Linked DNA regions of Homo sapiens: region 2 is linked to region 1. The links are chromatin contacts, found by Hi-C or POLR2A ChIA-PET in ENCODE. All regions are on one chromosome and are shown on one strand. Each heading gives the region's core, a stretch centred on a gene start or an enhancer-like site at or near the end of the contact. The rest is flanking DNA. Distances are from core to core; before and after follow the strand shown. Region 1 holds the start of DHRS11 (dehydrogenase/reductase 11). Region 2 overlaps ACACA (acetyl-CoA carboxylase alpha).

Evidence for each region. Hi-C counts contacts between places; a loop is a spot of excess contacts on that map. ChIA-PET counts read pairs that join two places held with the same protein, here RNA polymerase II (POLR2A). Pooled maps may share reads with other maps.
Region 2: a pooled map shows a loop between it and region 1 (2.7-fold over the local background). The contact joins the enhancer-like site here to the promoter of DHRS11 in region 1. A Hi-C loop is called at or near these places in 4 of 50 pooled maps. POLR2A ChIA-PET finds 5 or more read pairs at or near these places in 5 of 52 experiments (CD4-positive, alpha-beta T cell, H1, HEK293 and 2 more).

Annotation. Positions count from the first base shown.
Region 1 is chr17:36,589,939-36,595,647 of GRCh38, forward strand. It overlaps DHRS11 (dehydrogenase/reductase 11), which reads left to right and starts at 1,941. Exons shown (of 7, transcript NM_024308.4): 1 at 1,941-2,218; 2 at 5,033-5,242. The coding sequence starts at 2,072. LOC107985031 (a long non-coding RNA gene) reads left to right here and starts at 5,249. Exons shown (of 2, transcript XR_001752869.2): 1 at 5,249-5,709.
Region 2 is chr17:37,088,322-37,093,370 of GRCh38, forward strand. It overlaps ACACA (acetyl-CoA carboxylase alpha), which reads right to left. Exons shown (of 56, transcript NM_198834.3): 55 at 617-753. Among named protein-coding and RNA genes, the nearest start is that of MIR2909, 57 kb to the left of the region's middle. RefSeq lists an enhancer at 1,406-1,907. Within about 2 kb of position 1,815, at least 9 of the 41 ENCODE cell types and tissues checked have a DNase peak (open chromatin) inside an H3K27ac peak, as active enhancers do; they include CD4-positive, alpha-beta T cell, where a contact is called at or near this core.

The DNA of each region.
Region 1 (5,709 bases), core at 691-3,190:
GGATGAAGGACAGAGATACAGATTGTTGAAGACAAAAATCTTCCTTTGATGAGAATTGACAACTGAGAAAAGCAGTTTTCCAGTCTTTTTCTTTTGAGGAGATACTTTAAATACTTGCTACCATCTTACTTTCCCATGAGACTTTAATTGCTATTATTAAAGGTTCCCTAATACATAATACAAAGTACTTCTTAAATTCAGAGGTTCATATTGACCTAGAAGAATAAAAACAAAACTTGGCAGAATTTCAACCAAGGGTTGCCCGATAAGTAATTGCTCAACATGTAAGACTGGGCTCAGAAGGCTGCACTGAGAGCTAACCACATTGTGGGCTGTTTAAATGCATGTGAGGTTCAGCCTTATCTGGTATCCAGTAACAAAGTCACTGTGGTCTTACAGTTTACTCCTGTCACAGCTGTGAGTACTAAAGGAGAGAGTTCCCCCCAGGAGTAGCATTTTGCTGCCATTTAAAAGATCCAGTCAAATAGCTCCGTAGACACATGATGCTTAGAGATTTGTGTCTACATGTTTATAATACTTGGTGGCAGCATAAAATCATGGGACAATCAGTACTTCTGTGCAATGGAGGTGGAGTGAATTTTATGTGCTTTTAATCAGATTTTGAGTTAGATTTCAAGTGGGCAGCAGCAGAAACTTAGATTGAATTTTCATAGTGCCATTTCTTGGATCCACCTCCTGAGTTGTCTTTCAAATCTAAATGTTGTATAGGAATGGGGCAGAGGTAAAAGGACTCCTCTTGGACCCTTTTTGATTTCATCCCAGAATCTAAAAAATGACTGTGGGTCTCCCACAGCCCTTGGCTCAGAGGTGAATCCCCTCTTCACCACTGTTAAGAGTCAAATGTTCTTTTGAGATCCCTAAAAGGAAAGGCTGATTTAGTTTAGTTTTAATCTTTGCCATTGGGGCCAAACACAGGATAGGCAAATGAGTGTTTTTGAATGAATAAACCAGCCACATTCACCGCTTACTCCATTGCTTGCTGGAAGGGAGTCAGGTGGTTATTCAAAGATGCTTTTTCTTTAAGAGAATGGCTATATTAAGTACGCAGTTTTCAGCACTTTTAGTAAAGCGAGCTCTACTCTGAACAAAACCAGCAACCCGAGAAGCGATAATGATGTGAAGACAGTTGAGGAGCACATCCCTGGCGTAAGACTGGACTGCCTGTGGTCCAAACCATGCTTCACCACGTCAGTATACTCATCTTTAAAATTAAGATACTAATATGTGCCATCTCAGCGCGGTTGTGTAGATTAGTTACTATATTTAAAATGCCTGCTACACCATAAGCAGCAAATGTTAGATACTGTTTTAATCTTTGGCATATATCATGATACATTTGCTACAGTGGGGTAGGGGTAAGCGTGGGGGTCTAGGGCAGTTAGACACAGTGGGCCATTTAGGGACAGAATACCCCAGTACACGTGTACTTAGGAGTATTTCAGTTCTCCGTGGCTAGTAAAGCCAAGGGATCAGGTAGGGTGAATGAGTCCTTCCCAAGGTCACCTAGCATTGATGGCGGAGACACTCGGCGTTTTCTGGGCCGAATCCCTTCCCATCAGCCACCGGCGGGTTTGGGAGGGTGTGGAAGAGTGTTGGAGTCACCTTAAGTGCCCTTAATTCCTCATCCTGGCATTAGGGTTCAGGAGTAGAGAAGGGAGACTAAGCGGGACGCTTCAGTATGCGCCCTTGGGGCTGAAGGAACCTCCCCGCTAAACCTCGGTTTCCCTGACCCCAAAGGGCAGCGCTCACTGGGGAAGCGGCGCCGCCAGCTGCCAGGACGCTCCCGCGCAGCCCGGTTTCCCTACGCCGGGGCGGGGCAGAGGGGCGGAAGGGGCGGGGCGGCCGGGCCGCGGCGGCCTCCGACTGGATACGGCGGATCGCCGGGGGCCTGAGGGTGGAGTCCCGGCCGGAGGCAGGCCGGGACTCTGGTGGGTCTAGGCGCGGATCGGACCCAAGCAGGTCGGCGGCGGCGGCAGGAGAGCGGCCGGGCGTCAGCTCCTCGACCCCCGTGTCGGGCTAGTCCAGCGAGGCGGACGGGCGGCGTGGGCCCATGGCCAGGCCCGGCATGGAGCGGTGGCGCGACCGGCTGGCGCTGGTGACGGGGGCCTCGGGGGGCATCGGCGCGGCCGTGGCCCGGGCCCTGGTCCAGCAGGGACTGAAGGTGGTGGGCTGCGCCCGCACTGTGGGCAACATCGAGGTGAGGCCGGGCCGAGGGCGGGGACGTCGCGGGCGGGTCGTTTCCCCGGAGTCGGGTTCACCTGCCCGCCACGCCGGGGCCCTTTGCTCTAGTCGGGGCGGCCTCTCGGATCCCTTAAGGCAGGCTTCTCCCTTCCCCTTAAGTCTCATCTTTGAAGGAGCCGTTTGCCCTGACAGCCCCTGCTCGAGTTACCGAATCTCCGACCCCGGCATCTCCCCACCCGCCCCTCGGGTCTCCCCAGGGTATTGGCCCGAGGAAGGGGAAGCCGGAGGTCGGGGGTGGTGGTCTCGCCCCTGTGGCCTTCTCGCCCCCGGCGGCCAAGTGCCTCTAATCTCCAGAAGTCACCCACCACGCAGGGCAAGGTGGCTGGCCAACCAGATGGGCAGGAGCCAGGACTGAGGTTGGGGTTGGGGTGGGAGCTTTACTGAAGAGCCTCAGCCCCGCCCCCTCACCTCGGGGGTAACTCATGCCCAGTGGCATGAGGAATGAATGGAATATTCATTAGTGGGCCCTCCTCCACTCTCCTGGGGCGAACAGAGTGGGTGAAATCGGGCGGAAACCTTGAGAGGATAAAGCAACCTGGAACTCCTTACTCTGCTCTTGACGTGGGGTTGGGAGCCCTCAGAGCTCAGAGAAAAATCAAGATGGCCATTTTGGAGCAGGGAGGAATTTCTGTGCTAGGCTCTCTCTGGATGTGCCCTGTAAGCTCATTCTCAGTGTCGGGCTAGTGCTTAGCTGCAGGGCTTTATCTCCACCGTGCTCAAAGTCCTCAGGCAGGGAAAGGGTAAGGAGGCCTTGGGTGGGGGCAGAGGGAGAAGGTATACAGGAAGGAGGACTGTCCCCTCCCCTGCTGCTGACCAAAGGTATGCTTTATAACCCAGATAATCCCAAGGTCACCTGGCTCCATCACTGCCCCACTCTTTCCTCCCTTTATCCTATTCTGAGGAGCTCAGGACCCAGCCCCAGCCTTGGAGCCCAGAGGATCAGGCCAGGGATTAAACAACTGGATTCTGTAATTCTGAAGCCACTCTTGCCTTCTCACCTACTCCCCTACCGCAAGCTAGCCAGGAAGGGGGGGCCTGAGCCCCAAGGGGATCCCCAGGCTGATCACTCAGTCCCAGGGTGACTCCATGTCTGAGAGGAGAATGCCCCTGTTGTGAGGGGGTGACATGATGTTGTAGATCATTACTGAGGGGAGGTAGGGAGATCAGGTGGCACAGGTGGGGCAACAGGAAGGCAGTGACAGGGAGAAATACATTCTGAGCTCATCCCTTCTGGTTTTCTTGTGGCAGGAATTTTGAGTCTAGAGGAGGAAGCGGGAAGATGTACACCAGGGGAGGGGAAAGCTGCAGTCTTCCTTGCCCACAGTCTGCTTTGATTGATTCAGTCATTGATGTTAAAGCAGAATTTGGGTTCTAGCTTCCTACAGAGAAAACTCCTGTTTCCTGAAGTGATCAAATGTGGGTAAAATCTGGTGAAGGGGGGTTTCTGATTCTCAGAGGACTATACCTTTTGAACTCACAGAAAGTCAAAGCAGAAAAGAATGTCCCAAGACACCCGATCCTGTCCTTTATTCCTGGCTCAGCTTGGGAGGAGGAAGGGGCTCCAGGCCAGGGCAGCTGGCCAAGCTGGCCTTCCTCTAGGGCACCGCACGCCCCTTCCCCCTCGCCCACGTCTACACAGTCACCATCACAAGGCTCAAGTGCCCAGTCACTGGCTTCCAAAGAAGGCCACAGAACGTATTTTCTTCTTGCCTCTGAATGTCAGCTTCCCCCTGGGCTGCCTCTCAGTGGCTCTGCCTTCTCAGGTCTTTCTTGGCATGCTGAGGGCCTGGAGATGCACAGGGGGTGTTCAATGGCACCTGCCACCTGAATTGCCTCATAGTCTCCTGAGAAACCTCAGAGGGGAGGGTGGTGCACCAGGGCTCAGAGAGAAAGAATCTGTCCTGACTTTCTGACCCCTCCTTTAGGTAGGGAGAGAAGATTGGCAGCTGGGCTTGGTTGAAAGGCATGTCTGAGAACTCTGAGCCAGTTGGCTGCAGTTTGCGAGGGGAGGGGAATAGTTCAGAGATGAGGGACTGGCTGACACAATGCAGAAGAAGCTGGGTTAACCAGCCCAGTGACTCTCGGGACTGGTGTAGAAGCATGAAGTGGTGGAGAGGCGCATATTACCTATGGGCAGAAGAGGTGTTCCTGTTGAGGAAGAGGCAGAAAAGAGAGAGCACTCCATTCTCTAGGTCCCTGGCCCCTGTTCCACCCAGGACTTGAGTTTATTTATTTATTTATTTATTTATTTGAGACACAGTCTTGCTCTGTCACCCAGGCTGGAGTGCAGTGGCGTGATCTCAGCTCCTGCAACCTCCGCCTCCTGGGTTCAAGTGATTCTTGTGCCTCAGCCTCCCAAGTAGCCACCACACCCAGCTAATTTTTGTATTTTCAGTAGAGATAGGGTTCCACCAAGTTAGCCAAGGCTGGTCTCAAACTCCTGACCTCAACTGGTCCACCCGCCTTGGCCTTCCAAAGTGTTGGGATTACAGGCATGAGCCACCACGCCCAGCCAGGACTTGAGTTTATAGTGAGGTTTCTCCATTGATAACAGCCTTTTCCCTTCATCACTCGGGGAGCACTGTCATCCCTTAGACTTTGACCAAAGAGGACAGACTTAGGGGATGGGCAGTCCAACATCTTCGTGGCTGAAAGTCAGCTGCCAAAGGAGCATGTTTTATGAGTGTGACGGGGGTCGGGGTCTGAGGCTGGCTAGGGAGCCGTGGGAGTGAGCTGCTCACCCCAGTCAGACCCCTGTTGGGTTTCATAGGAGCTGGCTGCTGAATGTAAGAGTGCAGGCTACCCCGGGACTTTGATCCCCTACAGATGTGACCTATCAAATGAAGAGGACATCCTCTCCATGTTCTCAGCTATCCGTTCTCAGCACAGCGGTGTAGACATCTGCATCAACAATGCTGGCTTGGCCCGGCCTGACACCCTGCTCTCAGGCAGCACCAGTGGTTGGAAGGACATGTTCAATGTAAGAGCTCCAAGCCTCCATCTTCCAGGTGGAGGGTGGGGAGGAGAGAGGGGAGCCAGGGGTTTGTGAACCAGAGTGCTGCTGGGGACGGGACATCTAGGAAGAGGGAGCTTCGGGTTCCCACCTGGGGCATCTTGACTCTCTCTTGGCTTCTTGCCCTACCAGAGGGATAGAGAGTGGATGAATGGCCATATCAGCTCTTCTCTTCTTTGAGCCCCTGGAGGTAGTTCTTTTTTTTTTTTTTTTTTTTTTTTTTTGAGATAGAGTCTTGCTTTGTCACCCAGGCTGGAGTGCAGTGGCATGATCTCTGCTCACTGCAACTTCCGCTTCCCAGGTTCAAACGATTCTCCTGCTTGAGCCTCCTGAGTAGCTGGAATTACAGGCACCCATCATCAATGCCCATCTAATTTTTTTGTATTTTTAGTAGAGACAGGGTTTCACCTTGTTGGCCAGGCTGGTCTCAAACT
Region 2 (5,049 bases), core at 565-3,064, 500 kb after region 1:
TAAGTAGTTCAGAAAGAGGAAAAATGTATACACATATGGGAGGGCAGGCACACTCATAAGTGATATAGCAACGGGGAGAAAATGTAACAGGTAAATCTGAGTACAGATATTATATATAGGGGTGTTCTTTGTACTGTTTTTAATTTTATAACTTTTCTGTAAGTGAAATGTTTCCAAATAAACTTTTACAAAAATGCCCCTGCAGTCTCTACCACCGATCCTATGGAGCAGACTGAAGCCTCTAGAAGAATACAGCTAACTCTTGGCTTCAGGAGGTGAGGAGGTGGTTTCCCAGGAAACCACCACACACACAATCAGCTTTCCTCCCAGAGTTGTTCATCCGGTTTGAGTATCAGCATTCAGAGCTAAGAGGTGGGCACAGTGAATTAAGCCTTCATCTAGCTGAGATTACTAAGTGCCCCTGGGGAGCAGTAGCTGAAAAAGAATTGGGCTTCAGGCCATATCTGTACCTGTGGGTCAACTACAGCTGTCTCAAACAGCAAGAGACTGCAGAGATCATAAGATTTCTGCGATCATCTCATGATTTGTTTGGAAACTTTTTATTCCAAAGAAATTAGCCCTCCTTCTCTAGTGGAGTTCCCCACGTTGGTCTCACCTGCGGATTTGCTTGAGGACGTAGTCTCTGCTGATGCATTTGATGTTTTCCTCTATTACCGAGTGAACACCATCCTCCTCTGTCAGCTGTTTCTCTAGCCACTCCGCCAGATCCTTATTATTGTCCCAAACATAAGCCTGCAAACAGATGACTCTTGGTCAAACACCAGGGGTCAGGCCAGGCCGGGACACCCTGACTATTCAGGATCTGGAGTGCTTGCTTACTCCAAAAGTGTGCTCCGTGTCCACGATTCTCCTTCACTGTCAGCATCGTGCAGGAGGAGGAAGTAGGCCTCGAGGCAGGAGCTGTGCCCCTTCTCCTTCTCTTCCTTTATGGACACAGGTGTACACCTGAAGTCTCCATGGGGCTCTCCCGAGCACTCTGGTGCTCATACCCTGACTCTGTCCTGTCAGACTCTAGGGACCCACCTATTTGACAAAGGCTAAGAGAATTCAATAACCTGACAGGTTTGAGAGAACCAGTTAAAAGCCCAAATTACTTAGTAAAATTGTGATTGAGAAGGCAAGGCTGTTTATTTGGTGTTTTGCTCTCAGAGGAGCTGAGACACAATGCCTAAAGTATAAGTCTCTAGCCTCAGTGAGGCCTGGCAGTCACTGGATGGATGAAGTCTCCTGAAATAGAGCCCACTGTCTTTTGATGAGGCACGGACGGGGAACTGATGGGAGGGAAGTCTTGTTGCCAGGGTACAGCCACCAGGTCAGAAACCTAAGCCCCATTTTATTACCTATGAGAGTATTCGAAAGGATCAAGACGTCCATAACCCTGAAAGTCTCAACAAACCACCTCTCACCTCCTTTTCAAGATCATTTAGCTGAGTATTTCCTAGGTGGTTGACTACATAATAATTCAGGAGTGTGTTAGAAGCCTAATAGCCTTCTCCTTGCTCTCTTCTCCTCTCATTTTCTTTACAAATCATTTAGGAATCGTTTTGTTAATGGTTTCCGGAAAACCAAGTACCACAATTAGGGCTCATTCATATTTATGTCATTTTGTTTGGGTAATTAAACACAAAGCTTGTCATTTAAAGGTGCGCTATCCTTCTCTGTTATCACTAACGAAGTCAAAGTCAGAATGACAATGAGTTTGGTGCTATAATTTAATAGGTGGGTGTGTTTGTTAGGGACTCTGAGGCTTTGAGGTTTGAGACGTGGCTACAGGAAGCCTGTATGCAAGCAAGGTCACCAAAGCCACAGCTGTGACTACTGGGCTGCAGAGGAAATGTCTTCATCACAAGAGGCCTCAAGCAGTACAAAACTGAGCACTAGGCTATTTTCTAACTATCTCGTGCCTTCAAATATAATGGTTTCTTTTCAGACTGTCACTTCCTGTCTCTAACTTAGCTGCCGACTTAGTTGTGACTGGTTATTTAATGTATGTCATTTCATCGACGTCTCTGTTTCTAAAAATTAACTCCTTTACATTGGAAAGATGAAGGCTTCCGGGGACTAAGGATCAGCAGTATGTCTCTTTTAGTTCTTTGTCCATTTCTTTTTCTGACTCAAATGTGCCCAGTTCTGTATCTAATCACTGATAAGCAGATCAGCAATTCTTCAGCTGGGGTGTGTGGCCCCGTCAGTGCAAACCTGAGTGACCCTCTCCTCTCTGTGCCTGGGTTAGGACTCCCAGCATCTCTCAAGGCCAAACTGCCTTGAGAAAGTGTTTTGCGCCTAAGGAAAGGAAGTGTCACATCAGCCCCTATCCACGAGGGAGAAGGTAGCACTGCTTTTCCCATAACATGGTTTTAACTCACTCTTGTGACCCAGCTTGCTGCACGCCCCACATATGGATGGGTCCCCCTGGACTCCTAAACGTCGCCACCTAAATTTCAACATTTCCATTTCCATCATTGGCAATTTACTCTTCTGCTCCGTGGTTTCAGGACTTCTACACATACCCCTACTTATGAAGATTGGGGTGGAGGGGAGGAAAAATAAAACAATAAATGCTTCTTGGATTTCAGAATGGAAAAAAAAAAAACCCCAAGATTTTTAGATTTACCCAAGAATCCCAAAGCCTTTAGTTTAGGAGAATATTTAATACTCTTATTAATCATTTTTAATCCGTTTGCTTTTAATTAAGAAACAGCATGATGCTTTCCTATCAACATATGCCAGGGAGCAGATTAATTGTGGCTTAAGATAACTCTCCTTGATTGGTGTAATGTATTAGCTAACGAGATGCCTGCTTCCAACAATGCTCAGACACTACACTGGAAAGCCAGCTACCCTCTAGAGAAAACTCTTCTGCCTTCCCCTCCTGCAGCCACAGAGTATGCTAGGTGTTTAAACATTTTGAAAAGTTCCCAGACAGGATTAGGGCAACGCATTCCAAGTTTTACAGTTGCTTGAAAATATGGGTCCTATAAAAAGATCTGCTGTTTACGCAAAGTACAACTGGATGACAATGACCGCCAAACCCCAGTGGATTACAGCCTAGAGTACATGAAGGAAAGGGGTCTCAAGTTCTAATCAACTGCATGTTTAGCAAAAATAAACAAACTTATGTAAGCATAGTGCCACTGGTTTTTCTCAACAGACCTGGGAGAGTTACCATACTGTTGTGGGATAATTTGCTCCACCTGGGAAAAGCAAGCTCCCTTCCACTGGGTTATGGAGTTTACAGGTTTTTTTTTCTTCCCCCAGACAGGGTCTCCTCCTGTTGCCCAGGCTGGAGTACAGTGGCATGATCACAGCTCATTGCAGCCCGAAACTCCTGGGCTCACGTGATTCTCCTGCATCGGCATCCTGAATAGCTAGGATTACAGGCATGCCCCACCATGCCTGGCAAAACTTTTTTTGGTAGAAACAGGGTCTCGTTATGTTGCCCAGGCTGGTCTTGAACTCCTGGGCTCAAGCAGTTCCCCTGCCTTGGCCTCCCAAAGTGCTGGGATTATAGGCGTGTGCCACTGTGCCCAGCCAGAGCCTACAGTTTCTTGTTTGCTCCCTTAGAACAGTTGTAAGACTCAATTCCAGTCATCCAGAAGGATAGGCCAACCTTATTCCCAGGAAGAAGCCATTATTATTTCCCTCCTTAAAATTATGAAAATGGGCCTGGCACAGTGGCTCACGCCTGTTATCCCAGCAATTTGGGAGGCTGAGGCAGGGAATTGCTGGAGTCCAGGAGTTTCAGACCAGCCTGGGCAACATGGCAAAACCCCACCTCTACAAAAAAATCAGCCAGGTGGGGTAGTGTATGCCTATAGTCCCAGCTACTTGGGAGGCTGAGGTGGGAGGGGAGGATCACATGAGCCCAGGAGGTTGAGGCTGAAAGTGAGTCATCATACCTACTCCAGCAGCCTGGGCAATAGAGTGAGACAAAAAAAAAAAAAAAGAAAATGTGGCCAGTCATTCCTAGTATTCCAGCGTGGACTTTAAACAGGTGTGATATGCTAGGCTGCTAACATCATGACAGGCCTGGGCCCGTATGCCACCTGTCAGCATATCCATCTGTATCAGAACATTTTATCAATAAAATATCAATAATTCTACATCACAACAGTGGCCTGTCCTAAAATGAATGTTCAACAGACACTTTCTGTCTGCATCAGTGGATAAGTATCTCAGGCACTAGTCAGCCTCACTAATTTTATGTAGTAATTAGTCTATCTCACAACATCTAAATGACCTGTTTGGAAAGTTTCATTTCTAACATACTGGATAGCTGTTAAGTCCTCCTTAGACAATGGTTCAGCAGGGCCAAGGAGTGACCAGGGCACAACCTGATGGATGTGAGCCCTGATTACTATACCCTACTAATAACTCACCTTGGGAGCTGCTGGGAGACACCTCCAGCTAGGGAGGCTCCTCCCATTTCTGACCTTCTAGACTTCTGGGAAACACACAGCCTGATGGGTGTAGGGATGGCATACAAATCCTAAGGTACACTCATATTTTGGAAAGACATTTTCAATACACCTACACTTACAAGGCTAAGCCCTATCCAACAGAAGCCCAAGAAAGGATGTGATTTTTTTTTCCAAGGGCTTTAGAGTACAATAGCCAAAGGACATGTGGGCTAGGGTGGCCATCAGACCCCTGTGAACCAAGCTCCTGTGAGCCAATCCCATCTCAGCTCCAGGCCCATAGCAGGGCCAAGCAACACTTTCCAGGTTCTACCTTACCTCCTCCCTGCCTGGCCCTGTGTGAGAAGTTTGGTGTATGAGACTTATTCATCAGTAGCCTGAGGCCAGGTTTTGAGGTCAGTGGAAATAAGTGACCCTGTCAATAGTGCTTTTTCCTATGGTCCTCACAGGGGCCTCTGTTGAGCATTCATTTCACTTGGAAATCCAGAATAAGAGCGAGTGGGTAGCTGTGTGAACAATAAGAATGCACCATGGCATCGGGTTGTGGGAACATGAGAGCATGCCAAACCAAAGAGCGTCTGAGCACCCACTGTGCTCAGGAGTCAGCCCC